Regions from separate parts of the Homo sapiens genome. Here region 2 is linked to region 1. A link is a loop called in an ENCODE intact Hi-C map of the cell type or tissue named here. Cell type or tissue: A673. All regions are shown on one strand. Each heading gives the region's core, and the rest is flanking DNA. Links, peaks and the distances in the headings are about the cores only.

Region 1 (16,396 bases), core at 6,529-9,028:
TTTAAAACAGTTTCTCAGTTTTACCTGTGATTTTACTTTACTTGTGATTTGTTTTTCTCTGTGCTCATTTTTGCTGAAATGGCGCCTTAAAACCCTTGTTGTGCCTGCATCTCACCTGAATGCACATAGAGAGCGCATGGAACTTAGAAGATTAAGGTTAGAGAGCACAAAGGAGATACAGGTGCCCACGGAAACATTGTGAATAATGCTTAGCATAGGAGAAAGCAGGCTTGGATTGCTATAGAATGTACACCAAAATGCATTAAATAGGACTGGCTTTCAAAAGCAGCACTCTTTGAATGAGATGAACAACCCCAGGACATCTGCTCCTAACCAGCGATGTCCATGGACTGCCTAACCTGTGTGACCAGTGCACACACTTTGTGAAATATGTGGCTATTATCATCACCCCACCATCCCCAATGCATTGTGTCGTCCCCATCAGACCACAGACAAAACCCCTTTTCTCCAGACTTGGGCAATGGAAGAAACCGTTATCTCCCTACCTGACTGCTTCAGAATCTCCTTCCTCTGTCCTCGGATACCACTAAAAGAACGTTCAGCGGCAGACACAGGGCAGATCCCCATCTCCAAACTCAACAGCTTTGGTTTAATGTTGTCATTTAGGAAGAGTGATTCCACCTTAGAGATCTATCAAATATTTAAGTAGGAATACATTTAAGTGTGAATATATTCATATACTTAAGTTTTAAATGTGCAGTATTTTTCATCCTGTCCCTCCCCACCTCTGAAATCCAAATTTCTATATGCTGGCTTGCTCCTGAGAGAAAAAGAAATTTAGCAGGATACATGGTCACTGTTTATACCCTTTAGCCACAATTTTCTCATAAACCTAAGTGGGACCCATTATATAACAAGTTTTAACTTTGTTCTTCCAACCCAGGGAATTGTTTTACAAACTCAATTAAGTGTATCTTACGCACTAGCAGAAACAAGGTACAAACTAATGTTTTAAGATGTGTCTCCCTTAATTTAGGCGTATATATAAAATAGTTTGTAATATGGAGGGCTAACATTTTGTATTTTCAATTAATTACTTGAGTGACCAAGGAAGAATTTACAGCATGTCTGCACAAAAATACTCCAAATTATGTGAGTCTTTTATGATCCATGTATGCTGGAGAAAAAATACTAATATTTCCTTCTTAAAATACAAGAACAAGCTGACAGTTATTGTCTAAAATGGACCCTGGAAATATTATTCCAATATTAAGCTAATAAGAGGAATGCATGGTTTTGACTTTTCTCATTTTGAAGCAATGGGCTTCAACTTCAAAATTATGCTATTGATGTAGGTGTTTACTGTAAAAACAATTCAGAGGAAACATGGCATTCACTTGTGAGCCACGTAAACTAAATCTCACAGTTACCTCTGTCCTCTGCAGAGCTTTGACACCTTGGATTTCCATGAAAAGTAATTTAATAGAATGAGCATTCACCTTGCAGCCAAAACTTCTAGAACATATGGATTATCATCTTGTTGTCTAGTCCAAGATGCCATAGAAAGCCTTTTATTTAATTCTCCCATTTACCATGACATGTTTTACGGCCTATTTAAATTGACAAAAATATCAGCACCACATAATGCAATATTTCTATTAAATAGTGGCATAAATTTGACTTTTATTATATTAATCCACCATATAATTACTATGAACAGATACCACAGTAATCCCTTTAACAAATAAATAGTGTACAATTTGAGCCTATGCTAGTTTTATTCTTCATAGATGGGCAAATGTTCACACAATTGTACCCTGTAGCAGTTGTCCTGAATTAATAGGACTTGGGATAATAGTTCAATTTCATACCCTTTTTAACTTATTTCCTATCTTAATATAGAGGCAGATCACGCATTTTTTGCATTTTATTATTTTTTTTCCTTTCTTAGGTTTAGTAGTTTCTTAGGTTTAGTGTATAATATTAAACGCTTTTTCCCCTCATTTTCTTCCCTTTTCTTTTTTCTTTTTTTTAGACAAATTCTCATTCTGTTGCCCAGGGTGGAGTGCAGTGGTGCAATCTTGGCTCACCGCAACCTCCGCCTCCCACGTTCAAGTGATTCTCCCGTTTCAGCCTCCCGAGTAGCTGGGATTACAGGGACACGCCACCATGCCTGGCTAATTTTTGTATTTTTTAGTAGAGATGGGTTTTCACCATGTTGGCTAGGCTGGTCTTGAACTCCTGACCTCAAGTGATCCGCCCACCGTGGACTCACAAAGTGCCAGGATTACAGGCATGAACCACGGTGCCTGGCCTTTTTCTCATTCTCTTCTACATTGATATAGTCTGTGGGCTATTCAAGAAAAACTCAATGTTTTTCTTACAAAATAATAATGACAGTAGAAGTAATGATGGTGATTATTATTATGATGATAGTAATATAGATCAATGGCAGCTTCCCACAATAAAAATAAAAAGGGAAATCAGACTGGGCGTGTTTCAAGTATAGATGAAGGCAGAGACATTTGACAATGTGAAATTGGGAAGCGCTGTAGAAGCAGGATCAAGTGAAAGGCAAGACAACATGATCTGGAAGAAACTGTATCCCCCAGAGAGGAAGAGGAAGGGAAATGCAGAAAGAGGGTTCTCTCTGGGAAGGGAGTATTCCTGGTTGTCCTAAAATTCCCCATGACAGGAGCACGTTGTCTGCATAGCAACCTTTGTCTGATGAGTCTCTTTTCCTTGCAATCAAAAATCCAGGATAAGCCATCAATATCGACGCAAAAGTTATTCATTACTCAAGAGCTGGTTGGATGTTCATAGATTTTACAACTCTTCTCTTCACCCTAGATTTTATCCCTGTTGCTGCAAGGTGTTGAAGCACTTTACCAAGAATACCATTAGCTCTGGTGAAAGGCACATGAGAGGAGAAATTAGAAATAAGTGGATAATAGGATTATTCCATCTCGTCCGTCCACGTAGCACATTTTCCTTTAAACAAATCTTCTTTAAACAAGTTTTCCTTTAAACAAGTCTCACTGGATATTCTAATTCCATGAACATCGCACCTACATCTTTCTCCACTGGGCTTCAGATCAATTTCTTCATTCTATCACACATCCCATTTGGGATAAGCATCCTTATGTTTATTTCCTAACTGCAATAACAAAATCACCTGAGAAGTTAGTTGCATGGGGGGTGTACCTGGTACACTTCATTATTAACCCAATTCTGCAGTTGGTTTTAGTGATTGCTCCCTAAGACCAATGGAGGGTCAAAATGACATGAAGGCAAGGAAGTTCCCACCTGTTTTCTTCTAATAGCAAGTCCAGTTTAAAAACAGCAAGGTAGCTTCTTTCAACCAGCTGATTCGGATTGGAGCGGACAGTTAATTTATTGGAATGAACACATGTCAGCAGCACTCTGAAAAGACAAGCACCCAACAGAAAGCTTAATGCGGCTTGAGTTCTGAACAAACACCTCTTAGGTGCAAATGAAAAATATTATCTATTTGTCGCCAGCCCATTGCAAAGACAACAATACAAAAAGATCAGTGGAAATTATAGTTTCTAAATTGGAAATGTTTATGCAGAATGCCTGTTTGTATTATGCACTATCTGAATCTAAAACCAGCTGCTAGCCTCCGCATTTTGTAGAGAATACAAACACCATGAGATCTGTACTGTGCCCAACGGGGAAAGGGGAGAAAATGCACCTCATAACAACTCCTCAATGACCCTTTACTTAGGATTGAGCTAATTGGGGAAACTACTTTCTGGCCTGAAACATGAAGCATAAATGCATTGTTTCTTGGTGGAACAGATGATGATATTAACAGCTGGTCTTTCCTAAGATGAGTCTGCTGAGGAATAAGTGATAAGGCATTTTCTGGAAGAATTGTAAATAAAGGCAGCATATTTGAGGTCATATATTTTTACCACCAGAGCATACATTGATAATAAAAAATAAATAAGTGAAGTCTTCCTTTGTCAGCAGTGGGAATAAATCCACGCTCAACCTGGGAAGGGAAAGGCTTGCAACTGTGCTAAAGGGCTTTGTTACATTCTCCTGGAAAGCATGCATCTAAATAATAGCAAAACATCTGCTGGCCAAGGACCAGAATCAGCTGGCTTGGGTTATTCTCCTCCACTAGCAGCGGAAGCTCAAGTTACCCTACAGGAGACCCCCAATCTCTATATGCTTATCTGCTCACCAGAGAGAGTGTTTGGCCAGCTTGCACCACGGGGTCCAGTTAAACATAAAACAAAATTGCAGATTTGAGAATTTGTCATCAACTCATAAAAAATCTCAAAGGATCCAGGGTCATCTGATTCATTTTCAAGTCTGCTTTTAAGTCATATTTGAAGAAAGGAAGTGCCATAACTCTATGCTGCTGACTTCTAGGAACTCTGCTTAACATGTTGGCAGAATTTAAAAAAAAAAAATTAATTATCTTTGTTCATTTGGCATCTTTACAGCAAGCGCACAACTAGGGCCTGTGGGAATAAAACAGAAATAGCAGAGTATGCCTTGTTTCCGTCCCGTAGGAGGAGAGAAACTGCCTGATGCACATCTAGAGTGCAGATGCACCGTAAGGAAACAGGGAACAGAGACAGTGTAGAAGATTATACTGGACTAAATTAAGAGGAGGAGATAAACCAAACAAGGGTCAGGTCAGGGTAGTGGGGAGGTGGGAATCTCAGACACGACGTGCGTGGTCTTGAGGGAAGGAAAGAAAAACCACTAAAGTTTCATCCCCATAATTATTCCCCCAAAATAGAAATTAAAAATTTAAAAGCCAGTCAGGCACTCCGCTGACATACCTGATGAAGAGACTGATTTTGTTCTTCCCTCATCATTGAGTCAAGAAGTTTGTAACTCAGCTCCATTTGGCAGTCTGACCCTATACTTTGTGGTATTTTATTTTATGCATTTTCTTTTTAATGAGGGAATGGAGGCTCTGCCTGGAGACAAGGTAACTCATCATCAAAATTCACTTTCTTGGTCAATTTCCAAGTTACCATCAAGGCCACATCGTGATGTGGATAGACAAAAATATTTCTATCCATTTTGAGAATTACATTTTTTTCCTAGCTTGGTGTGGAGAGAAAGATGTCCTTCCCTCTTTCTTCTTTCTTTCTCCCTTCTGCACTTACTTCTCTACTATTTCTTCCTCTTCCCGATAAACGTCTTTATAATCTCCCTGGGAAGATGAAGAGATGACACTGAGAAATATATCATTATGGCAATTTCCAAAGAGTTTTATGGAACACAAAGTTACTGGAATTTCTTCAAGTTTTTATCGGTAAGAAGCCTTAATATATATTCATGTGTAATAGCGAGTAAAACACAAGGTCATATAACATGGTATTCTAGTGTTGTACTGCCTATCATATGTGCATGTGTGTGTGTGTCTGCGTGCATATGTGTGTGAAAAAACATATATTCCGTATAATATATAGATACGTATTATATGCATACATATCCAGTGTACCTATGTATGTACACACACATACACTCAAAAATAATTATACATGAAGCTCTCTAGAGCATACGAACTTTTCTTTTGAAACACAACGATTGCATATTTGTTCTGACAGACTCTTGCAAATGCTACAAACAATATTTCAAAATGAACCTTAACTTTCCTTGGGATTTCTTGGATGATCTTTGATAAACACAATCTCATGGAATTAGAAGCACAATCTTTTTCCTTTTTTAACTTTTAAAAATTAAACTTCTTATTTAGAATACTTTTAGATTGACAGAATAGTTGCAAAGGTAGTACAGATTGTTCCCATATACCTTGCACCCAGATTCTCCTATGTTTTAATTGTATATTGACAAATAATATTCATATCTATTTATGGGGTACAAAGTGATGTTGTGATATATGCGTTCAGTGTGGACTCATTGATCCAAGCTCATAAGCATATCTCTCCCCCAAAAACTGATTATTTATCCCTCCTGTCTAGCTGAAATTTTGTATCCTTGGATTAATACCACCCCGTTCCTCTTATCCATGCCCCTGGTAAGCACCACTCTACTCTATGTTTCCATGAGTTGGGCTTTTTCATAGACTCCACATATGAGTGAGATCATGCAGTGTCCGTCTTTCTGTGTCTGGCTTATTTCACTCAGCATAACACCCTGCATGTTCATGCATGTTCTCGAAAATGACAGGTTTTCCTTCTTTTGAAAGTCGGGATAGTATTCCATTGTGTAGATATACCACATTTTCTTTAGCCATTCATCTGTTGATGTTGTTCATTTCAAAGTAAAGTAAGCCTATGCTAATAAGGAAAATGAGGATACTTGGGATGTGTGATGAGTCTTTTAATATTAGCATCTTTTTGGCCTATCTAGTGACATGAATGATGGCATTCTACCTCTATCAAAGACATTAGTTCACACCCATGTAGCGAACCCTTCATGTTCATGTTATTCTCCCAGCTTCATAAGAGCCCTTACTTGCGAATGTAAAAAATATATATACTATATGTATAGTAAAAGCATATATACTATATACAATATATATACTATATAAATATATATACTATATAAATATATATCCTATATAAATATATACACTATATACAGTATCTAAATATACTATATACACTTTATATATAGTGTCTAAATATACTACATATACTCTATATATACAGTATCTAAATATACTATATATATATATATATATACATATATATATATATATATATAGTATCATGGTCAATTGGCCACAATCCAGTTACACTTACATCTATATTGTCTCTTCAAAAAAACCCAATGAACAACTTCCACTTTCTACTTTAGATATTATTTTTATTGCCTAAGATTTTATGCACACATGCACACTTGCAGGAGTCTATCATGTATGGCTAGGGATGTGTTTGTGTAAAATAAATACTGTAAATATATAGTATATGCGTCACACACACAGACACATACACATGCATATATGCGTGTATGTATAGGTAACATAATCTCGCCAGTGACACAAACTGAATATGCTGCTAAGATTAATTGTACTAAAATCTGACTCTATAATAGAAATTTTTTCTGCCATAAGTAAACCAAAATCAATGTGTTAATGAGTAGTCCCTGACATATCTACAATAGACAATAGAACATACAATTTTCCAAGAGTTTTATGGAACACACTTACTGGATTTTTTCCCAATTTTCTTGATCAGTAGGAAGCTTTAATATATATTCACTATAGTCTAACCTATTATACACACGTGGAGTATGTTTTCCTAAGCCATTAAAGATGCTTTATATGAAGTTTATTAGGAGCCTTTTAAAAGTGTGTCAATATAAGCAAAGTACACAATGATTCCCTCATTAGGAGACAACATTTTGTGATAGGTGAAAAAGCTTCACATCTGAAGCCAGCCTGATGTGAATTCCAAGGTCCCACCCTTACCAGCTGTTGAATCATGAATAAATGACTTACTTTCTTCCGCTTTGCCCTCATAGGGCTTTAGGATTAGCATAACATTAATACACGTACCCCAGAACTTAAAATTAAAATTTAAAAAAGAATATCATATACATGATATGAATACTATAAATAGATTTAACTATCTCTATTTATCTACCGCATGTCCATTCATATTATAATCGGAAAGAAGTATTGCAGCAGAGAAATAAAATAACAGAAGTAAAATAACAGAAAATAAAATAACAGAAATAAAATGAATGCCGCCACGTTCCATGAAGCAACGCGAGTGTCCCAGTAGGTGGTGCTATCCGCTCTGCGTCAGGAGAGGCAGCAAGAATTTCAGGTGGAAATGGGGAAGGCTGAATGGATAATGGAGGGTGTGAGTAGGGAGTGTGTGAAATAAGAAGTGACAACCCAAGTGGCATGACTTCCCATCTATCTTCTTGAAAACCCAATTAAGGCACTTTTCACCGTCATGCGTGTGCGAGTAGAGCTGCTTGACAGGTGAACTTACTTTCAAGAGGAAGAGTCTATGGTTTTGTAGAATTCCTTCCAGCTCCATGAACAGTTCTTTCCATTCCACTTCCCAGAGGAGACAGAAGCGCCAACGCAACCTGGATTTTACTGTCAATCAGCAGGGAAATAGAACTTTGACACCATTATATGAATATATATTTTATTAATAACCTTGGATTCATAGTAGGTCCTCTGGGAGGAATGGGGAGGAGAAATTCCAAAATATTTCACTGGAAAATTTCAGCATCTCAAACTAGAGCAATTTCTACTATGTTGTACACTGATCGGAGGATGATTATATTTAGTGCTTGTAAACTCGGTTCTAGGAAAACATGATAGTCATTTCAAAATGATGGGAAGAGGCATACGCAAATATATTATTCTCAACTTCAGCTCTTTATAGCATGGGAGACCCTGAATTGGAACATGTCTGGTTTTGCTTGTTTGTTTTTTTACAGAGAATGTATTTTATTTTATTTTGTTTTTCAAATTTCAATAGGGTTTTGGGGAACAGGTGGTGTTTGGTTGCACAATTAAGTTCTTTAGTGGTGATTTCTGAGATTATGGGGCACCCATCACCCGAGCAGTGTACACTCTACCTAATGTGTAGTCTTTTTTCCCTCACCACCCACCTCCCACCCGTTCCCTTGAGTCTCAAAAGTCCATTGTTTTTTTTTTTTTTTTTTTTTTTGAGAAAGATTCTCACTCTGTCGCCCAGGCTGGAATACGGTGACAAGATCTTGGCTCATTGCAACCTCCACCTCCCAGGTTTAAGTGATCCTCTTGCCTCCGTCTCCCGAGTAGCTGAGACTACAGATGCATGCCACCAAGCCTGGCTAATGTTTGTGTTTTTAATAGAGTCGGGGTTTCACCAAGGTGGGCCAGGCTGCTTTCAAACTCCTGACCTCAAGTGATCCACTCACCTTAGCCTCCCAAAGTGCTGGGATTACAGACATGAGCCACCAGCGCAGCCCGCTGTATTGTTCCTATCACTTATGAGTGAGAACATAGGATGTTTGGTTTTCCATTCTTGAGTTACTTCACTTACAGTAATGGTCTTCAGTTTTATCCAAGTTGCTGCAAATGCCATTATTTCATTATTTTGTTCCTCTTTATGGCTGAGTAGTATTTCATGGTACATATATATATCACACTTTCTTTATCCACTGGTTGATTGATGGGCATTTGGGCTGGTTCCATATTTTTGGAATTGCAAATTGTGCTGCTATAAACATGCATGTGCAAGTATCTTTTTCATATAATGACTTCTTTTCCTCTGAGTAGATACCCAGGAATGGGGTTGCTAGATCAAATGGTAAATCTACTTTTAGCTCTTAAAGGAATCTCCACACTGTTTTCCATAGGGATTGTTCTAGATTACATTCCAACCAACAGTGTAAAACTGTGCCCTTTTCAACACATTCATGACAACATCTATTATTATTATAATTTTTTATTACGGCCATTTCTGCAAGAGTAAGGTGGTATCACATTGTGGTTTTGATTTGCATTTCCCTGATCATTAGCGGTGTTGAGCATGTTTTCATGCTTTTTGGCCATTTGTACATCTTCTTTTGAGAATTGTCTATTCATGTACTTAGCCCACTTTTTGATGGGTTTGTCTGTTTTGTGTCACACAGAAGATCACGTCCAGTAAAAGCTCTGATGCTGATGTAGTCTCTGTTACATTTCTCATTGGAAATATTTCATTTGAAATTCTATTTCACCTTGAAATTTATTGTTTGATGTCAGTAAAAAATTGTATCCTAAGTTGGAATATATTGACACTTGTAGTTCTTTAAAGAGGTACGCATTTTAAAGCTGAGAGACTGACATTGTGAAGCGTCAAATGATTGTTCAGATGTCTGTTTTCTTAAACTTGGTCTCACCAAGGGTTGTTTATTTAGTGATGTTTACATACCTAGCTCCTTCCAGGCTTGTGGGACACACACAGTGTTAAATAGAAGAAGAGCTTACAGGCTGGGCGCAGTGGCTCACGCCTGTAATCCCAGCACTTTGTGAGGCCAAGGTGGGCGGGTCACCTGAGGTCAGGAGTTCAAGGCCAGTCTGGCCAACATGGTGAAACCTCATTTCTACTAAAAATACAAACATTAGATGGGTATGATGGTGTGCGCCTGTGGTGCCAGCTACTTGGGAGGCTGAGGTGGAGGGGTCACTTGAACCCGGGAGGTTGCAGTGAGCTGAGATTGTGCCACTGCACTCCAGTGTGGTGAAAGAGTGAGACCTCCCCCCCCCCCAAAAAAAGATGTGAAAAATCAGAAAAGGAAATAAAGAGGTAGCTTCAAACTGGTAAGGACTTTTAATTGCACAGGGTTTGGTAATGCAAACTTGAAAAGAGATTGTCCAGGAAAAAGTGACCTTGGAGCTGAATCCTAAAGGCTGAGAAGAAACCCACATTGCAGGAGGGAAGGAAATGTTTAGATAGAAGAGGACCTATTAGGGTTGGCTAGGACCTTTATGGGAATCAAAGGATGTTTCCATGGACTGGAATGTGGAGGGAATGGTAGCTTAAAAGGTGAAGTTGCAAAGCTGAGCCAGGTCAATGACCTTATCATCCTGGTGAGAGATTGATGGATTATTTTAAGTCCACTGGGGAACTACTGATTTAAGCAGAATAGTGACCTGAGGAATATATCAACAGAGATCCTCAAAGCTATGCAGAGAGAAGAAGGTGAGGGGAGAGGACAAGACAGTCTGTGGGGAGATCAACTGAAGCTCCCAAATGAGTTTGCAAGGGGATTGTTCCCTGTCTTCAGGTGAGACTTCAGCTGTGGGTCTTATCTTGAGGGCAGCCTTCTGAGAGACCCTGAGGCAGATGACCCAGCTAAACCATGCCTAGACTCCCAATCCACAGAAACCATGAGATAATAAATGTATTGCCTTAGGTCACAAATTCCTGATGTGGTCCTAGAGAACAACTAGGTTGCAGGGGAACAGATAGAATCTCGGGTTCAGCTGGGAGGGTGGCTACAAAAATGGGTTTGGATGAATAAAGTCAAGCACTTAATCACTGAAGATAGTAAATAAGAATTAGGGAATAGGTTTCAAGGATCAAAACTATGTCCCATAATTTGGCTGCAACATCTGAGTCTCTTGCATTTCTTTTTTCGTTTCTGTCCTATTTGGCTCACTGTGCAGACCACCTGCATATGCCAAACGCTAACTTCAAGGTCCCCTTGTCTCCAAATGCAGCCTTGTTGCATTCTGGTAGGCAGGAGAGACTTTCCTGCCCTTTCCTGGGGTGCCTGTTTCTGTTGCTCTTGACAAATTGAGGGATGCGTCAGCATAGTTTTGATGCTGGAAAAAAATAATAGGGTCCCTACCACTGGATGTGCATCTTGTGGGTGAGCAATTGAGTCATATATGGGAACGCATTAGAAGGGGCTTGGTTGATATAGCTGCTATTATTGTCAGGAAGAAGCTACCCTGGAATACAAATCAATAATTCACAATCTTCCTCTAATAAAAATTACCATTAATTAGGTCTTTTCAATCAACAAGAGGTGTCATCCATTGATAGGGCTATAAATAAATTCTGGAACCAACTTATGCAAACAGTAATTTTGCTTCCCTAATCAAAACCTACTCAGGTCGGGGATAGCACTAAATAAAACATTAAATGTTCTCCTTTCTTCCTTTGATGTTCTACGTCTCTTGTTCATTACTGCAATAACAAGCTCAAATCAACCAACTACATGAGAATAATATAGAACTGAATTATGGTGAGTACGCTAAGCTTGGTCTTATCCATTAAATAGCAAAAGAGACCCTGTTCTCATTTATATTTCAGTGGGCTCTCTCTGCAGCTATCACAAATGTCATCCTAGCGTTTAGCACAAAAATAAGATGTTAAGGAAGTGGAGGAGGGCAGTTTCTTTCAGCTTACTACAGAAGGTGGAATGAGGAAAGTTGGTCTTAAATTTCAGCATACAGGAGTAAAGCTAGATTTCATTTACAAACTTGGCATGTGTAAAGTTCTGGGAATTTTTATGTGGCAGAAACAAGGATAACCCTTCCATTTTCTCATCCCTATGAAGAAAAGACAAAAGACACATTATTGCCACTTCTTGTTAATTAAAATAACTTTTGAATGACATTTAACATTTCTAACACACAATATAGAAATGCAGAATATAAACATAATAAAGCAGAAGGAAAAGTTAATTGATGTTACAAAAGAATTCATCCTGGCTGGGAAGGGAGATGCAGGTGTAGTTTACAAGCATCTTTCAGGTATTCATATTTAATTTATACCCATCGAGTTATTTTTCTGCATCTGCTCAAGCTAGTAAGTACTTCCTCCAAAGAAACTTTAAAAGAATATGCAATCAGCAAGAAAAAGACAAATAGCTCTATTAAAAAAATAAGCAAAGTGTTTAAATAGACATTTCTCCAAAGAAGATATAAAAATAGCCACTCAACACATGGAAGCATCATTAGTCATTAGGGAAAAGCAAATCCAAACCATAAGGAGGTCACACTTTACACACAGCGTGGCTAAAATTGAATAGATGGTCCTTAACAAGTGTTGACACGGATGTGCAGAAATTGAAATCCTGATACACCGCTGGTAAGAACTTAACCTGGGGCAGCCGCTTTAAAAAGCACTTTGTCCCTTCCTCCAAATGTTAGACATGGAGTTACCCATGACCCCATCCATTCCTCTCCCAGATACGGACACAAGAGAATGAAAATGTATGTCCACATAAAAACACGTATGTAAATGTTCAAGCAGCAGTATTCATAAGAGCTAGAAAGAGAAAACAAAGCATATGTCAACCAACTGATGCAGAGATAAATAAAATATGATGTATCCATATTCCACACTGCATAATAAAGCATTATTCAATAAGCAAAAGGGATGACAAATTGATTCATGCTAAAATATGGATGGACTTTGAAAAATTGTGTTCCATGAAAAAGTCAGACACAAAAGGCCACATATTGTATGATTCTATTAATTCAAAATCTGTAAACTATGCAAACCTATTAAGCCAGAAAGTATACTACTGATTTCCAGAGACTGAGAGGAAGGAGAAATAGGGACCTATTAGGTATGGGGTATCCTTTGGAGTAATGAAAATATTAGGTGATTAAATAATGTTGGTGGTTGCACAGCAAAGGGGATATACAAAAAATGCTAAACTGTACATTTTATAAGGGCGAATTTTAATTTCTTGCGGATTGTCTTAATAAGGTTGTTGTTTTTATAAAAGTCTTATTTATGGATTCAATTCACTCTCAGTAGTAGTAACACTTAAAAGTGAGTCACTTTGCATCGGGCAAAAATTATAATATCCCCCAGAAGAAACTGAATTTTTTAAAATCAGCTAATTCTTGTAATGTTAAAGAGGATGATGCTGAATTGACATTATTCCTTTGAGGCTGACCAGATGAATTCCTCTCAATCCCTATTCTTTCTTAGCTGCCCCCATCATAGAGGCTAGAAAAGCTAAAAAGCCCATTTCTTTGGCCTATTGGCAACTCGGTGGTTCATAAAGGCAATAGCATAACTATATTTATTTTTGTCCCCTTCTCCTTCTTTTCTGCCTGGAATATGGTCATGACACCTGAAGACAGAGCAGCCACTTTGTAGGCATTAAGCAGTCAGTATAAAGACAAAATCCAGTAGTCTAAGGATGGCAGGATAAAGGGCTACAAAGAGCACGAACCTGGCAATGGGCAAGTTTAAGCGTCTGTGTCTGCACTGAACTCCTTAGTTTGGGCTACTTGGTATATGAGAAAACATACATCCCTATCAAGTTATTCTTGAGATTTTTCTGATATTTGCAGCTACGTGAACACATGGTTTCTTCAACATTGATTAACCATGCACAAAATATTCCCAGAAAATTCAATATTTGTGGTTCAGTTTGTAAGAGATTTTATTATTTTCATGCATATACCTTTCAAGACTAAATGAGCAAAGTGCAGACTATTGACGGAACGTATCTCAAAATAGTAAGAGCTATTTATGACAAACCCACAGCCAGCATCATACTGAATGGGCAAAAGCCGGAAGCATTCCCTTTGAAAGCCGGCACAAGACAAGGATGCCCTCTCTCACCACTCCTATTCAACATAGTACTGGAAGTTCTGGCCAGGGCAATCAGGCAAAAGAAATATTTCCAAAATTGATGAGAAATTTGGCCAGTTGTAGTGGCTTACGCCTGTAATCCCAGCACTTTGGGAGGCCGAGGTGAGTGGATCACTTGAGGTTAGGAGTTTGACACCAGCCTGGCCAGCACGGCGAAATCCTTTCTCTACTAAAAATACAAAAGAATTAGCCAGGTGTGGTGGCAGGCACCTGTAATCCCAGCTACTCAGGAGGCTGAGGCAGGAGAATCACTCGAACCCCAGAGGTGGAGGTTTCAGTGAGCCGAGATTGCGCCACTGCACTCCAGCCTGGGCAGCAGAGCGAGACTCCATCTGAGAAAAGAAAAAAAATGGATGAGAAATTTATTCTCTGCATAAGTATCTATGCCTTGACCTAAAAAATTGAGTTCTAATCAAATACTGTTTTCTGTATCTGTAATAATTTTTTGCCTCTGTTCTCTGTGCATTTCTATTGAGTGGGAATTTTTCTTCTATCAGTTACCCTTGGGGAATGAGAGTCTACATCCTCTGTCTGTTTTCTGTAATCTTCTGTTTATTGTAACTCAGGCTTTACAAGTGATAGATGCACTTTTACAGGATGCTGTGTTTCCCTCAAATATTGGGCAATTCCAGCATGCTGATCATTCTTTATTGCAGAACACTGGTTGCCTGCTTGGGTAGTTTAGTGTTTCCACTCTCTTGTGACCAGGGGAGTGGACAGAAAACTTGGCAGTACTCATAACTCATGTCCTGGGTGTGGGAGCTGCTAGCCACAGCTAATCTTTGTCTTTTTTGTTTCCGTAAAGCCGTTAATACAAAGGAAAGAAAACGATGAGTTGTGGATTTGTGTCCCTGCCAAAATCTCATGTCCAACTGGAGGAGGGGCCTGGTGGGAGGTGACTGGATTGGGGGTGGATTTCCCCCTTGCTGCTCTCCTGACAGTGAGTGAGTTCTTATGACATCTGATGATTCAAAAGTGTGTGGCACTTCACGCTCCACTCTCTCTCTTTCTTGCCACCATGAGAAGAAGGTGCTTGCTTCCCTTTCGCCTTCTGCCATGACTATAAGATTCCTGAGCCCTCCTAGTCATGCTTGCTGTGAGAAGTTTTCTGTATTAATTTGTTTCACACTGCTATAAAGAACTACCCGAGACTGAGTAATGTATGAAGAAAAGAGGAGAGGTTTAACTGACTCACAGTTCCGTAGCGTGGACTACAGGCATGTGCCACCATGCCCAGCTAATTTTTGTACTTTTAGTAGAGATGGAGTTTCACCACATTGGCCAGGCTGGTCTCGTACTCCTGACCTCAAGTGATCCACCCGACTTGGCCTCCCAAAGTGCTGGGATTACAAGCGTGAGCCACCGTGCCCAGCCATTATTAGCTTTTTTACATCTCTGAAGTACTAGATATTGAGAGAGATGATGTAAGTCCTGAAGGTATAGAGCTCATCCCTGGCTGATTTGTATTCAATATTTACATCTGCGGTATTTGAAAGTTTTTACTGTGTTTATGATGGCAATTTGTTTCCTCGTGACTTAGATCTTGCTTCAAGTTTCAAGGCGTAAAGAAGATGGATGATCCTAATGAGTACATCTTGAGCTGCGTGGTAGATATTGCATTCAAGTCTACGATGAATATTAATTCAAATGCCAGAATTTACAGCTATTTAAACTTCCTATTTTCCCCAAGAGTTTCCATGCATCCTCAGAGGCCAAGTTGGCGCCTAAAAGCTAAATTTGTTGATTGACTTTGGTGCCCTCTTCTGTATATGAAAAACTAATTTCAAAGCATAGTTAATTTGTGAAAATTCCACACATATTTATAATCTATCAGAAAAAACCGAAACTGTACACATCACAAAATCCACGTTAGAAAATAGCTATGAATTGTGCCAATTTCAGTGCAAGCTTATACATTGCAGATTAAATCACAAATTAAAAAAAAATCTCCCTTTAGTTAGGCAAAGAAATATTCATTGTTGAGCCAGCATGAGAAAGCCCAGTGACAGGGAATTCTATTTTCTTACTGGATATTTATGTGAAAAATGTAAGTGGCATCAAATGAACAGCTCAAACTTTGAGGAAATCATCATTGGCAGAGCAAGAAACAATATATTTTGACATTTTAAAAATTTATGCTGTGAGGAGTCACTCCTTCCTGCCAAAGGAAATATTATGTACACATTTAATATACAATTGACCCTTGAACAAAACAGGTTTGAATTGCATAAGTATATGTATATACAGGTTTTCTTCCACTTCTACTACCCCAGAGACAGCACAACCGAACCCTCCTCTTCCTCTTTCTCTTCCTCTTCCTCCTCCTCAGCTTGCTCAACCTGAAGATGATGAGT
Region 2 (16,396 bases), core at 6,776-9,275, 120 kb after region 1:
TTTTAATTTGTCTATTATTGTTTTATGTCACTGAAGTTCCAGCTGAATTGGGAACTCTTTTGCCTGTATGATGCACATTTTCAGGATATTTTCCTTTGTGCGGAACAGACAAGAGCACTTCCCTATGGTGTGTATTAATCCACTTTTTCCCGGATGCTTTTAAGAATGTGTAACAAAACGAACTCCCTTGACTTCTGTGATAAACCCCAGATGGGGAAAAGAAAAAGTACCTCTTTATTGCCCTGCAGCAAGAGGCATTGGAGACAACAGGGACACATTTTCCAAATGTAGGACATATAGTGGAAATAATGTGTTTTTTAGAATTCCATCATTTTATATATTACATAATTATACATATTACTATAAATACAGATGATATGCTATTCATCCACCCAATCACAGAAAAAGCTGTGTTAACTGTAGTCACCCTATTGTGTGATCAAATAATAGATCTTATTAATTTATTTTAACTCCATTTTTGCACCTATTCATTATATATTTAAAAATAACTAAAAGAGTGAAACTGGAATGTTTCTAAAACAAAGAAATGATAAATGCTTGAGGTGAGGGATACCGCAATTACCCTGGTCTGTTTATTACACGTTGTATGCCTGTATCAAAAAGTCATATGTACCCCATCAATATATACACCTCTTATGTACACATAAAAATTAAGTGATTAAAAATTAAAGAAATCTATGTTAATGTTCAGTCGGTTTATTATTTTCTTTATCACTACTACATACACTTTAAATTAAAGCTAGGAACTTACGCAAATATCAATTTGACAACATTTGGTTCCCCTGAAGGTAAGTTTCACTCTGTTTTCTAAATCAAAGTATAGAACATGCAAGAAAACTAGTCTCACGTAACACAAACACACATATACACAATTATACAAGTAACACACACAAAACTCTCAACCTTGTAAATAATTTCAGTATGTGGAAAGCTAAGTGCCTGAATACAGAGCACATCAGGAAGCATTAAGAAGTTAAACATGATGACAGATTTAATATAGACTTGTTTATATTAACTGTGTCAGAATAATAAACAGCCCTATGGGGGAATAAGTGTGGATCTAATTTCAGAACTATAGGATATTAGATGTACCAGTGTGGTATGGTAGTTACAGAAACTTTAATAATAAAAGCTTCAAATACAACTTTCATTTTATTCACTTATATAGATGGCCTCTCTCAGGGCATTGTGTGGATTGAGCCTTAAAGCGGCTGTCACTGGAATGTCTTCTGTTATTATTCACCAAGGACAATGGAGCTCAGAATGATAAGGGAGAAAATGCACCCCGAGCCTGTGTTCCACCCCGAGGGGCTAAGTCATATGCATCCTTCCATCGTAGCATCAATAACTAGAGTACGTTGTGCAACTTTCTTTCCTGTGTCTCTACTTTTTTGCCTGCCATATTGGTTTTGCCTGTACCATTGGGCACATGCCTGCCATGGTTTCTTGCTCATTTCTTTGCAATGACCGAGACTGGGTAATTTCTAAAGAAAAGAAGTATTAAACGGATTCACAGTTCCACATGGCTGGGGAGGCCTCAGGAAACTCACAACCATAGCGGAAGGGGAATAAACACATCTTACATGGTGGCAGGCGAGGGAGAGCATGGGTGAGAGGAGGAACTGTCAGACACTTATAAAACCATTAGATTTCATGAGAACTCACTCACTATCATGAGAACAGCATGGGGAACACCACCCCCATGATCCAATCACCTCCCACCTGGTCTCTCCCTGGACACGTGGGGATGATGGGGATTATGATTCAAGATAAAATTTGGGTGGGGACACAAAGCCTACCCATAACAGGCAAAAAAGTATACATTTTCACAATGAACTCAGTAGTGAGGACTGAAGAAAAAAATGAGATCCAATGTGTAACATCAGAATCTGGAAGATTCTTAGAAGACTTAAAGAAGGGAAATGTCCACTTTTAAAACAAACAATCCCATCAAAAAGTGGGCAAAGGATATGAACAGACACTTGTCAAAAGAAGACATTTATGTGGCCAACAAACATGAAAAAAAGCTCATCATCACTGGTCTTTAGAGAAATGCAAATCAAAACCACAATGAGATACCATCTCACGCCAGTTAGAATGGTGATCGTTAAAAAGTCAGGAAACAACAGATGCTGGAGAGGATGTGGAGAAATAGGAATGTTTTTACACTGTTGGTCAGAGTATAAACTAGTTCAATCATTGTGGGAGACAGTGTGGAGATCCCTCAAAGGTCTAGAACCAGAAATACCGTTTGACCCAGCAATTACTGGGTGTATTACTGGGTATATACCATTACTGGATAGATACTCAAAGGATTATAAATCATTCAGCTATAAAGACACATGCATGTGTTTGTTTATTGCAGCACTGTTCACAATAGCAAAGAATTGGAACCAACCCAAATACCCATCAATGATAGACTGGATAAAGAAAATGTGGCACATATACACCATGGAATACTATGCAGCCATAAAAAAGGATGAGTTCATTTCCTTTGCAGGGACATGGATGAAGCTGGAAACCATCATTCTCAGCAGACTAACACAGGAACAGAAAACCAAACGGTGCATGTTTTCACTTGTAAGTGGGAGTTGAACAATGAGAACACATGGACACAGGGAGGGGAACATCACACACTGGGGCCTGTTGGGTGGTGTGGGGCTAGGGGAGGGATAGCATTAGGAGAAATGCCTAATGTAGGTGACGGGTTGATGGGTGGAGCAAACCACCATGGCATGTGTATACCTATGTAACAAACCTGCACGTTCTGCACCTGTATCCCAGAACTTAAAGTATAATAAAAAAATTTAAAAATTAAAAAGAAGGGAAATGTCCTCATATATTTGGAAAGATGTGCATTTTCTTTCACTAATGTTTATAACACACAGGTGGAAATTTTTATTTTTTCATTTTTCATTTTTAATTATTATGGGTACATAGTAGGCATATATATATATATGGAGTACATAGGATTTTTTTTGGCACAAACATACAATGTGTAATGATCAAATCAGGATAATTATGGTATCCCTCACCTCAACCATTTATTATTTCTTTGTGTTAGGAATATTTCAACATTCCTAACACAAACATTCCTAACACAAAGAACCCTGTCAGGGTTCTCCAGAGGAACAGAACTACTAGAATATATATATATGAATTCCCATATATATGGGAGTTTATTAAGTATTAACTCATGTGATCACAAGGTCCCACAATAGGCCATCTGCAGGCTGAGGAGCAAGGAGAGCCAGTCTGACTTCCAAAACTGAGGAACTTGGGGTCTGCTGTCCAAGGGCAGGAAGCATCCAGCACAGGAGAAAGATGAAGGCTGGGAGGCTAGGCCAGTCTCTCCTTTCATGTTTTTCTTCCTGCTTATATTCTAGATGCTCTGGCAGCTGATTACCAGTGCCTTTCCCAGCCCACTGACTCAATGTTAACTTCCTTTGGCAACACCCTCACAGAAACGCCCAGGATCAATACTTAGTATTCTTCAATCCAATCAAGTTGACGCTCAGTATTAACCATCACATCCACTCGTTAGTTATTGTGAAACAGACAATAAAATATTATTAACTATAGTCACTCTATTGTGCTACCCAATACCAGATACTATTCATTCTACCTAAATGTATTTTTTGTACCCATTAACCATCCCCATGTTACACCACATTGTTCTCTACCCTTCCCAGCCTCTGGTAACTATTATTTTACTCTATATGTCCATGAGTTTAATTTTTTAAACAGTTTTAGCTCCTACATATGAGTGAGAACATGTAAAATTTATCTTTCTGGTGTAACTCTTTTCACTTAACACGATGACTTCCAGCTCCATCCTTGTTGATGTGAATGACAGGATTTCATTTTTTATGGCTGAATAATATTCTGCTGTGTATGTATGCCACATTTTCTTTATGTTTTCATTCATTGATGGATACTCAGATTGATTCCAAATCTTGGCTATTGCAAACAGTGTTGCAATAAACATGAGAGTGCAGATATCCTTTCTATATACTAATTTCCTTTCTTTTGGACAAATACACAGTGATGGGATTGAACTCCATACTCTTCTCCATAATGGCTATAATAATTTACATTCAACTGTGGAAAGTTTTAGGGCATATTGACGTTGACATTGGTTTTAAGAAAGTTCATTGATTAATTAATTAATTTTTAAGGTTATTGCACAGAGGTGAGCAGGTGGCATGCACAATTAGCCACATTCATCCCAGCCTGATTGTTCTCCTTCCACTCTTTTCGGTGGTTTTGGGAAGGGATGATGATCTAGAGATTCTGGAGCATGGTAACATCACGTAGATATTCTCTACTTATTAGTTCTTCTGACACCTGCTCTTCAATGGAGTGAGGTTGAGGGTATAAAAAAGAAATGTACCATAGACACATTTCCCTTTTTAAAAATGTGGCTTAGATTGGTGAGGAGGGGTTAAACTTTTTGCTATTAAAGGAAATGTATTCGTTTGCTAGGGCTGTCATAACAAAGTACCACACACTGACCAAGATTAAAAAATAGAAATGTATTATCTCAAAGTTCTGGAGAACTTCTGGAGTTCTGGCCAGAAGTCAAAGATCCAAATGTCTTCAGGATTGGTTCTTTCTGAGGGCTCCGAGGGAGAATCCCTTCCAAGTCTCTTTTTTAGTGTCAGGCATTTTGCTGACGATCTCTGGCATTGCTTGTCTTTTAGACACATCGCCTGGATTTTTGCCTTTATTCACATATGCTCTTCTCTCTCTGTGCACGTTTGTGTCTAAATCTCCTCCTTTTATAAGGACTCTAGTCATTTTGGACTTGGGGCCCACTCTACTCTAATACAACCTCATATTAATGAATTATCCCTGCAATAGCCATATTTCCAAATAAAGTCACATTCTGAGTCACTTAGAATTAGGATTTTAACATATGGATTTGGCAGCAGAAGACAGAATTCAACCCATAACAGAAGTCATGAAAAAAATGAGAGTTTTGAAAGGTTAGTAAATACGACTAGTGTAGAAAATTTCTTATGTAATAATTTTGCAAAGTTGGTCATAGCCCACTGCTGATTATGGCTTTGATTTTTTTGATTAATGTCTATTTTTATTACCTCCACATGAGGAATGTGGTTTCGGTTTTGGTGTTAGAAAACTTGGGAATATTAGTAAACTTTTATTTTATTATATTTATTTATTTTTAATTAATATCATTTTTAATTGAAAAGCCGTAATTATATACACTTCTGGGTACAAGGTGATATTTTTCTATATGAATATAATGTGGAAAGTATCCACAAGGATCTGAACTTTTATTATTATTATTATTGAGACAGAGTCTCCCTTTGTAACCCAGGCTGGAGTGCAGTAACACGATCTTGGCTCACTGCATCTTCTACCTCCCCGATTCAAGTGATCTTCCTGCCTCAGCCTCCCATGTAGCTAGGACCACAGGGATGTGCCACCACACCCAGCTAATTTATTATTTGTAGAGATGATGTCTTGTCATGTTGCCCAGGCTGGTCTTGAACTCCTGGGCTCAAGCAGCCTCCCAAAGTGCTGGGATTACAGGCATGAGCCAGATCAGGCATGCCCGGCCTGATCTGGACTTTTAGAATTACAATTTTGATGAAAAGTTTAGAGAGTAAAGAGAAAATTGAAAGTGTCAAGAGATGTTGTTGCAAAAATAAAGGAGGTCCTGTGAGGTCTTATATGCCATTATTGTCCAATTAAATTTATGAGAAAAGTTATCAAAAAAGCGTATATAGGATAAACCAATGAATGAACTATGTGAGATGATGGATGTGCTAATTAGCTTGGCTGTAGTAATCATGTCACTATGTATATGTATACCGAAACATTATGATGTCTACCTTACGTAGATACAGTTTTTAAAAAGATGAACCAATAAAAAAGATCCACTATAAAGCAAAATAAATAAATACAAAAAGACTTGAGATCATATCCTATGTCTAGCTAGTTCCTAGTTATGGTTAAATTTTGTATGTCAACTTGTACATCCATCTCCAGATCCCCATTGAAAACAGTGATCTACATCTCACACCACAGGGCTCTTGGGAAGTTCGAGTAAGACAATTTATATCTCCAAGTACATTATACACATCTCAGTTGATTTGGCCACTTTCCAAAAGTGCATGTTTTTCTGGGAAGGGAGGTCTGATTATTCCAGCAGGAATGGCAGGCTGTGATAGGAGCATTCCGCGTGCATCCATTCTTGATGTCTGAAGATTCCAAAGGCACCTTGCACAGTGTGAGCCCTCAATAAACATTAGTTATTGTTTTTGTGCATGCCCCATGTATTGTTCACTTAGCTGTGGCGCTTTCTGGTTCCCATGGCTACTCAAGAATTTTGAGAGATGTAACAGAATCCTTGGTGACTTGAATCTGTAAAGAAAAGTAAATGGAAATCTGGACAGATTGGGTGGTCATTCTTTGATGAAGTATTTTTATTATATTAATGAAATGAGTCCTGTGTTTTTTTGTTTTGTTTTTGCTTTTGTTTTTGTTTGTGCTTGTATTCTTTACAACACACGTTTTTGTCATCTATGTCCTGTACTCAATGGTAAGAAAGTTATGTTGGCATCATCCAATGTTTAAAAATATTTTTTAAAAAACCACCCAGAGACACCATTGCCCAAAGCTTGTAGATGCTCATCTTGAAATTCACTTTGTTCCATAGTGACTGTTCACTGGAAATTAAAATCAGAAGTAGCCTGGGCAACGCAGCAAGACCTCATCTCTATAAAAACTACATATAAAAGAAGAGCTGGGCATGTTGGTATGTGTCTTGTGGTCCCAGCTACTTGGGAGGCTGAGGCAAGAGGATTGCTTGAGCCCAGGAATTTGAAGGTGCAGTAAGCTATGATTGTACCACTGCACTACAGCCTGGGTGACAGAATGAGTCCCTGTGTCTGAAAATTTTTTTTTTAATTTAAAAATCAGAAATTACCAAAGGAAATGAACTGCAGATAATATCATACATGACCCTTGGAGTGTGTTCTCTCTAGTAAATCTGCAAGGTTTTATGCAAGGGGAAAGGATGACAACTAGAATGACAGATGAATTGTTTATGCATATTAGAGACATACCTGAAAGTGTTTGAACAGGCATGTCAAAATTGTGGTATCCATCTCCCACTTTTCCCAACCCTTTAATTCTGACTGATACGCAGGGCTCCGAAAGTACCGGATGAAATAGTCATTTCCCTCAAATTAGGAAAAATGACTTTGCCAGTTACACACACAAACACGGGTGCTAAAAGTGCATTTTTTTAAAGTAGCAAAAGGGAACACATTTTTTTTTTTTAAAGAAAACTGATGGTAAAATACACAGACGAAGAAGTTGGTGAAGTGTGGGAGGAAGAAAGGATGGAAGGAAGAAAGAAAAGAAACTAAGAAGAAAGAAAGGAGGAAGGAGGGAAGGAAGGAGGAAATAATGAGGAAGGAAGGGAAGAGAAAGGAAGAAGAAAGGAGGGAGAAAAGGAGAAAAAAAGAAGCAAGTCTTAAAATTAGTTCCTGGAACTAGAATCTCAAAGAAAACACAGCCCAACACAACGCAATGCAGCAAAACAACCGCTGTCTTAAGTTGAACGTGTGTCATGAGTATATAACTCCTTTGGGAAATCAGTATTAGGGCTTCCATTTATTAAAGTGCTTCTGGTTTTCAAAGTTAATAGTTAAATATCCATCATTACCCCTTTTGTTCTTTATAGTAATGTTTTAATTTACGGAGAGCAGGTACTAATACCACTGGCTTATTGAGAAATACAATGAAGCCTTATTTAACATCTTCCAGCTCATTTCAGAATACAGGATTCTTAACTCTGGGTCCAGAATTTCCCAAGCTTAATCTTTGTACCCTTCCTTGCAGGGCATATTTTCTTTATCTCTTTAAATATAAATGCCTTTTCCTGCGAGGCTAATTCTGGCTTCATATAGAATTTCGTTTATTACCTAGGATGAGTGGAGAGGAAGTTGTTCCATAGAAGTGATTGCTCCTTTTGGCTTCTGTAATTCACATCATCACTATCTTGATAAACGTTTCAATAACTTTAAGCAATTGGGAGGATGGATAGCTTAGGAAGTGCCAGCACAGAGTAAATAATTCAGATGATCCTGTGGTCGTGAACTTTGGGAGGATTACTAGACAAAGTAGTTAGGTTTTTTTGCTTATTTATTGAGTTTCTTATCTGAATAATATCACAACTGCAAAAATAGATCACTTCTTATTTCTGGCATTAATTATTTTTTAAAAATAATTTTTTAAAAAGCAGTTACATTTAAGTATTTTCAGGCAATGGATACCAGTTCTGTAAATATCCACATACTTACTTTCGTTTCCATTGTTTTAGATAGGAATCAATCCTCCCTCCCTCCCTGCCTCCCTCCCTGCCTCCCTCCCTGCCTCCTTCCTTCCTTCCTTCCTTCCTTCCTTCTTTCCTTCCTTCCTTCCTTCCTTCCTTCCTTCCTTCCTTCCTTCCTTCCTTCCTTTCTTCCTTCCTTCCTTCTTTCTTTCCCTCCTTTCTTATTCCCTACTTATGTGGCTCCCTGGAGCACATGTGCCTGTTTGTATCTGTGTATAGATTCTGGTCTCTCCTGTTCTTGTCAGATGATTATTGCTTTACTTATTTTTTATTCAATTCATTCCTCAAATGTACTATTTCCACGTACTAATTATTTTCTTTCCAAGTTTCTGAATGTAGAGGCATCAATACCACCAAATTATTTAATGTAGTGAAGAGTTATTCCATCAAATACAAGACCTTAGAGGGTCAACGAATACCCTACAATTTCAGGAAACATCTTACATACAAGTGTATATATGCATTTTTTCTCTAAATATAATTTTCTCTCTATATATTTTTTTCTAGGAAAAGGTATATAGCTTTCATCAGCTTTTCAAAGGAGAACTAATTAAAACCCACGACACAAAGTAATTATGTATGTGTGTTTACATATGTGTGTCACATTTATTTATTTTAATAGTGGTAAAATATACATTATATATGATTTACCATTTAAACCATTGTAAGTATATATTCAATGATATAAAGAACATTCACACTGTTGTACAACCATCACCATCATCTATCCCCAGAATTCTGTCTTGCAAAACTGAAACTCTGTACCCACTGAACAACTTCCCATTACCTACTCTCAGGCCCCCAACAATCACCATTCTACTTTCTCTCTCTGTGATTTTGTCTACTCTGGGTAGCACAGATGAATGAAATCCTAGACTATTTGTTCTTTTGTAACTAGTTTATTTCATTTATTATATTGTCCTCAAGGTTCATCCATGTTGCAGCATGTCTTTCCTTTTTAAGTCTGAATGATATTCCCTGTATTGCACATCACAATTTGTTAGCCAATATTTCTAAGATTCTAAGTAAGAATAGACCATGTAGAAGGCACATTTCCTGAGGTGTACTCTTTTCTTAGAATGGCAAACCTCCTTAGTAGAACATTGAATGGTATATCTAGGCTTCTTCAAACATCACTGGATGATACTGATGTTTGAGTATGGATGATTTAAATAACCAATGTTAACCAGGAATTTTAAGAAAATATATTGATAATTAAGACACACACACACACACACACACACACTGGTCCCCCCTTACACACACACACACACACACACACACACACACACTACATTGAATCTATAGTCCCATTTTGGAAGAAATGATATCTTTACAGATTCCAATCCATGAACTTGGTATACCTCACCATTGCTCAATATGTTCTTTAGATGGCTATGTAGAAGTTCAGCATTTTTTATTAGACTGGTTCCTATTATTGGAAACATTATCATAAAAGTAATTTTAATTATTTTTACTAGCATATAAAAATAGAATGGATATTTTTGGTGTTCTTGCTTTTATTAACTGCTAAATTCACTAAATCTCCTAGCTCGGTTATAGATTTTTTCTAATTTTTAAATTTACACATTCATGTTTTAAGACTGGCTTAATCCTTCCTTTTCAATCATTTTACTTTCAACTTTTACTTTCAGCTTTGACTTTCCTAATTATGTTACTACAATTACAAGAACTAATTACAAGTACTTCCCAGTATGTCGTGTAGAGACCTGTCCACAACAGATATCTTTGCCTCATTATTGATGTCCAGGAAATTTTCACCATTTCATATGCTCCATGCTGTATTTTGTTTGTTGGTTTGGTTTCTTTTGTTGTTGATCTTTTTCAGGTAGAAATCATTCCTGTGTTTAAGGAAGTTTAATTTTATTCCAGATAGTTAGTATACTTTATTAATTAAAATTTATCATCCCTTGAAAATGTATTTTTTGCATTTATTGCGATGCCACATGTTTATATTCTTTTTTCTTTTAATACAATAATTTACCTCAAATGATTTACAACTCCTGGCCAGGTGCAGTGGCTCATACCTCTAATCCTAGCACTCTGGGAGGCCTAGGCGGGAGGATGGCCTGAGGCCAGGAGTTCAAGACCACCCTGGCCAACACAGCAAGACCCCATCTCTATTTTTAAGAAATTTTAATTAAAAAATGATTGACAACTCTAAACTATCCTTCTACCCTGTATTCCTGAAATAAATCCCACTTGAATTATGGCACAATATGTAAAATTGTTTCCCTTTTGTTAATCACTGGAATATATGGCATTTTTTGTCACTACATATATAATTTTAGATATTTGGCATTACTAAGAAAGACTGTTAAAAATTTTAACTCTAATTTCATTTTGTTTTTGTTTCTGTTTTTGAGACAGAGTCTTGCTCTGTCACCCAGGCTGGAGCCCAGTGGTGCAATCTCAGCTCACTGCAATCTCTACCTCTCTGGTTCAAGCGAGTCTCCTGCCTCGGCCTCCTGAATAACTGGGACTACAGGTGTGCACCACCATGCCAGGGTAATTTTTGTATTTTTCATAGAGACGGGGTTTCATCATGTTGCCCAGGCTGTTCTCAAACTCCTGACCTCAGGTGATCCACCCGCCTTGGCCTCCCAAATTGCTGGGACTACAGGCATGAGCCATCACACCTGGCCTTCATTTCTTTTTGTTTTTTGTCAGGTTTCAGTATTAAGCTTATGCTGATCCCAAGAACATTTTGGGGTAGATTCAGTAGTCTTGATAGTTCTGGTCAAATTTATCACTACTATAAATTCTTCCATTTTTCTATTATATATTCTTACAGTTTTTTTAATATATAAAAAATTCTATTATATGCCTTTCTTTTAACTTACTTGCCTTGTTATTTGCTGTTATTTTTTTGTTGCCATCCTTGGATTTTCTATTTGCGTAATAAAAAATCTGCAAATAATAATAAAAACAACCTTCTTCCTTCCAATGTGTATGCCTTTAATTTTCTTACCTGTTTAGTTGTGTTAGCCAGTACCTACAGAAAAAAGCTACTAGAGTAGAATGTTCTTATTTATTTACCACTATGATAGATGCCTTTTGATTGATATTTCTATATATTTTTATATATAGTAACATTGTTTATATTTGTGTATTATATAAGTAATTTATATTATACATACATATATAGTTACATAACATATATATACATGATATCTTAACATCATGTATATATAAACATTATACACATGAAGAAAAGATACCTCTACTTCTATTTTTTCTTGAAATAAAGAATAAGAATAAACTTCCATTAAATGAATTTCATCACTTACAGTGATAACCTATGTTTTCTATGATTATATTAATAACTTTAATAAATTTCCTAATATTGAGATTTGCATGTGTTGAAATAAATCTCAAGCCATCACAATGAATTTTTCTTCGAACGTCAGCTGTAGTCTATCAGCTAGTTGTTAAAAAATATTCCTATCAAGTATTTGCTTCTTGTGCTATGTTTTTAAATTTTATATTGATGCTTTGCAAGCTTTATAATAAAATTTTAGAACTATTTTCCTTTTCTAAATCAATTTAGATATCAGGGAATTAATCTTGTTTTCAAAGAAAAAACTGTGAAAGCATTTGGAACTGATGTCTTTGAGGGGGAGAGTGTTTGAGGCAGAGAATGAGGTTTGGTCGCTCTGTGATGATATAATTAGTCTGTTTTGAGTTTCTATTTCTTCTGGAAAAAAATACATGTTATGTGTAGGTCTGGAAAATTATCCATTTCATCTAAGTTTTCAAATGCATTTGTATGGGATGGATCAAAGGAGTTGGTTTTAATTCTTTAATCTCTTTCCATAGCAAGGATTTCCTCTGATCATTTGTTTCATGCATTTTGGTATCCTCCCCTTTTATTTGATGATTATCATATTAAACAGTTTTTCTGTCATGTTTTTTTGCTTACCAAGGAACTAATGCTAGGAATTTCATTCTCATTTATCTCCTTTTTGGTTTTTAATCTTTATTAATCCCTTTCTAATTCCTGCTGTGCTCATGTAGTTTTGCTGTTGTTGTTGTACTTTGTTTTTTTCTTGAGAAAATACAACTTATGGTTAGATTCCTTCCTCAGAGCCCCTCCCCAGCACTCCACCCTCTGGAAGGAATAGCAGCACGGTGTAGTTTCTGGCACAAAATAACTAAGCAAATTACTCTGCGTGTTTCTTTATGGTCCCAATACTCTTGGCTGCAACAGTCTGAAATGTTACTATTTAAAATTTCATGCCCACTTACGCATAGGGCATACTGCAAGTATATTCAAAATGAGAGTGAGGAAATAGCATGGATTTCGGCCAGCAGACGTAAGAGCGCAATTTATATACACTCTTGGAATGTAAACCCAGTATCGTTGTCCAAAAACTCAAGGGAGGCAGGAATATTTAGTTGAACACATTATGAAGAGTTTAAAGTTGTCCTGCCAACAGAACTCTATTTAATAAAAAAAGTTCTGTTCTCCAGGAGGCACAGCTTGCAGTGAGCCGAGATAGCGCCACTGCACTCCAGCCTGGGCAAAAGAGCGAGACTCCATCTCAAAAAAAAAAAAAAAAAGTTCTGTTCTGTGTTGAGCAATGCCCCAGTTTTTTATCCCTAGTTCTCAGAAGTTTCCTTTTCTTTTTGCTTCTACTAGATTCGAATAGTCTATATTTGACTTAGGCATGGATTTCCCATTGTATGCACAATTATAAGAACTCCCGGATATTTCCAATATGGTTTTTGCTGTTGAATCTGAAATAGGATTCATTTCATGAACCCAATCCCCCCATAGAGCCAACCAACTTTCTTGGTGCTGCTAAGAATATTTTTCCAGCTTTTTTTTGCTGTCAAGCCCAGTGTTCAATTTTACCACTTATATGATGGTGTTCTACTATGATAGTGACCTTCAACTATTTCACAGTGTCCGTCCTTATACTTTGTACTGAAAAAAATGTAATTGCCTGTATTAGCCTGAACGAGAAATGTCTCAAAGCCAAACCATTTTCAATAAACATGCATTAGGACACTCTGAACAGAGCTATTGCTGGCGATGAAAGTGCTGCCTTAAGAAATTATGTGATTTTTGGAATTTTAGTCCAATTTTTCTTTGTTATTTAACAAAAAAAAGAACTTGTAAAACTAACAGATTAAAAGTAAACTTCTGCTTTATCTCTTATTCACAGCAAGGCTTCTTAAGGTTTATCTTCATTCTTTTATTAACGACTCTAAGACTTTAAACCTTGGGTCACAAATGTAAGACAGGCATATTAGATATGCACATTCGTTTATATTGTGATAATTTTATGTAAACTACATGTATGAGGTTCTTTAATAATTTAACTCAACAAGGAAATGAAATGGCTGTAAAATAAACACAAGTTATCCAAAGGGAGGAACATTTTTTCCTGATTTACATGAATTGTTTCTTTTAGAACTTTCGAATGATATAAGCCCCAAAGCAAGAAAAATTACCATGAAATGGTTTATTTTCAAATTCAAAGTCATTAGAGGTAAATCTGACTGCTCATCATTTTCTTAAGGCAATTTTCACTTTGCCAAGTAATTGTCTCTAATACTTTTATTTCTAACACACCTGGGATCATTGCATTATAGCTTTGATTGGAGGGAAGGGAAGAATGCAATAATCAGACAGTTAAGTCAGAAGGATGGGATGTGTGTGTTAGTATCTTCTGCTGTTTTGTAGGGACACAAATTTTGTATGGCTGGCAGCTAACACTTCCAGTGGTGTAGGAATTATCTAGACACTTGAAGGTAGCGATGGGCATAATAGAAGTTCCTATGTCTCAAATTGACACGTTATAGTTTCATCTTTTTTTCCTTATTTCTGATGGAAGTACTAATAAGTAGAAAAATGGCCAAGAAACTGTCAAAGCAAAAAAAAAGAATATTAGAAAAAGAATAGCTGGTTGGAACGTGACTGGATTTTTAAACCATTGGGGAATGATACCCTGTTATTATCATTCTTTTATTGTCTTTGTTTTTAAGAAAACTATTACTATATTATCCTTTCAAACAAACTTTAAAACAGCTTGCATAAATCTTGCTGGTTAATAAGAGAGAGGGAGACAGAGACAGAAATAGAGACAAAGAGAGAGAATGAGAGATGGAGAGAAGGAGAGACAGACCAGAGAGAGTAAGAGGGCAGGTGGGAGAGAGAGCAAAGGAAGGAGAGAGAGAGGGAGCAGAAAGAAGAGAGAGAAACAGAGAGCCAGAGAGAGGGGAAGGGAGGGAGAGAGAAAAGGCAGAGAGAGGGCAGGAGGAAGAGAGAGAAATAGAGAGAGTGAGATAGAGAGGAAGGGAGGGAGAGAGAGACTGATTGAGTAATACTTTCAGTATCATAATTTGCAATCCTGGACAAGAGAGTGCCTTTTTTGTTGTCAAGGAGTATTCATTTATTACCAATTCACGAGATTCATACAAAGAAAGAAATGACACTAAATCAGGAGCAATTCATAACAACACATGGAAAAGAAAGAAAAGCGGTAAGAAAAGTTCTCCCTTCTAAAGTCAACACACCATGTTCTTTGGGTCCTCTCCTACCCAGTGGAGCCTCCAGAAAGAATCCACAACCACGTTTTCCCTCCTTTTCTTCATTTGGCATTCAGATATTACCACGATGCTCCCTGGGAAGATACTATTTCACATCCCCAAACAACAGGCCCAAATCCTTTTCTACCTTGGATGATTTCCTGTCTTCATTATTCATTTCCTGTTTTTGAACAGTGTAGCCTCCACCATTTCCCCCAAATGCCTTCATAGAATCTAACAATGACTTCTTTCTTTGCTCCAATCGTGTGATCTTTCTCTTGTCTCTTTCTCTTTGACTTTTGATAAGATTGATCATCTTCTTTGAAATATCATGGCTTCCTTGGCTTGGGTTGCGTTGGTGACTCCTGCTTTTTCTTCATGGTTTTTGTAAGCCCTTTTAAATAGGCTTCCGTTTCTCCTACCTCATATCTCCCTAGCCACTTAATGTCCCTTTATTGGACATAGTTATCAGTTCTCAAGGCTGTTAGTCATGCTTCTGTTATAGGTCCCTAAACTACCTATCAGTTTATTCCTACTTTCTCTACAATACTTTAAATTGATTCCAGGAATATATCCAGGAATATATATATATATATATATATATATATATATATATATATATATATGCCCTGTTATTATCATTCTTTTATTGCCTTTGCTTTTAAGAAAACTATTCCTATATTATTCCTTCAAACAAATTTCAAAGCAACTTGTATAGATCTTGCTGGTTAATAAAAGAGAGGGAGACAGAGACTACACACACACACACACACACACGCACACACACACACACACATATATATATATATATATACACACACACAATATTTGTCCTGGAATCAATTTAAAATATAATATATATGTAATCAAATATATGTATTTTATAATATATGTGTGTGTGTGTGTATATATATATATATATATATATATATATATATATATATATATAATTATCTTGGAATCAATTTAAAATACATGTATTTGTATTTGGAGACAGGGACTTGCTCTGTTGCCCTGGCTGGAATTCAGCAGTGCAGTCACAGCTCACTGAAGCCTCAATCTCCTGAGCTCAAGCAATCCTCCCACCTCAGCCTTTTGAGTAGCTGGGACTACGGCCATATACCATCATCCCCAGCTAATTTTGTATTTTTTGTAGAGATGGGGTCTCACTATGTTACCTAAGCTAGTCTCAAACTCCTGGCCTCAAGCAGTCCTCCTACCTCCGCTTCCCAACAGGACCATTTTATTTGAGGGCTCTATTCTTATCTGAAAATCATGCGGCCCCCTCCCCCTTTTCTAAATGTTTTCTCATTAATGAAGAAATGCTGTTTCTATTAATGGCACTGACATAATTTGAGCCATTTAAAATTTTTAAAAAGTGTTAGAAATACCTACCTTTCATTTCTTGTAACCAATCCCTATGTAAACATTCCTTATATTCCACAG

Evidence for each region. A loop is a pair of places that touch in the nucleus more often than their neighbours do. Peaks named below come from ENCODE experiments on the same cell type or tissue, not always from the same donor. Only the 100,000 strongest peaks of a DNase experiment are listed, where the experiment ranks them.
Region 2: a loop joins it to region 1, with 9 times the contacts of the local background. A loop is called at or near these places in 1 of 110 quality-filtered maps.

Annotation. Positions count from the first base shown.
Region 1 is chrX:5,868,776-5,885,171 of GRCh38, reverse strand. No RefSeq gene overlaps it. Among named protein-coding and RNA genes, the nearest start is that of LINC03070, 150 kb to the right of the region's middle. In A673, for the core only: a CTCF peak has its summit at 7,702 (motif pointing right); DNase peaks (open chromatin) are centred at 7,411 and 7,721; H3K27ac peaks cover 680 bases.
Region 2 is chrX:5,745,123-5,761,518 of GRCh38, reverse strand. No RefSeq gene overlaps it. Among named protein-coding and RNA genes, the nearest start is that of LINC03070, 27 kb to the right of the region's middle. In A673, for the core only: no CTCF peak of the experiment used is centred there; DNase peaks (open chromatin) are centred at 7,258, 7,658, 8,028 and 8,488; H3K4me3 peaks cover 1,353 bases; H3K27ac peaks cover 2,449 bases.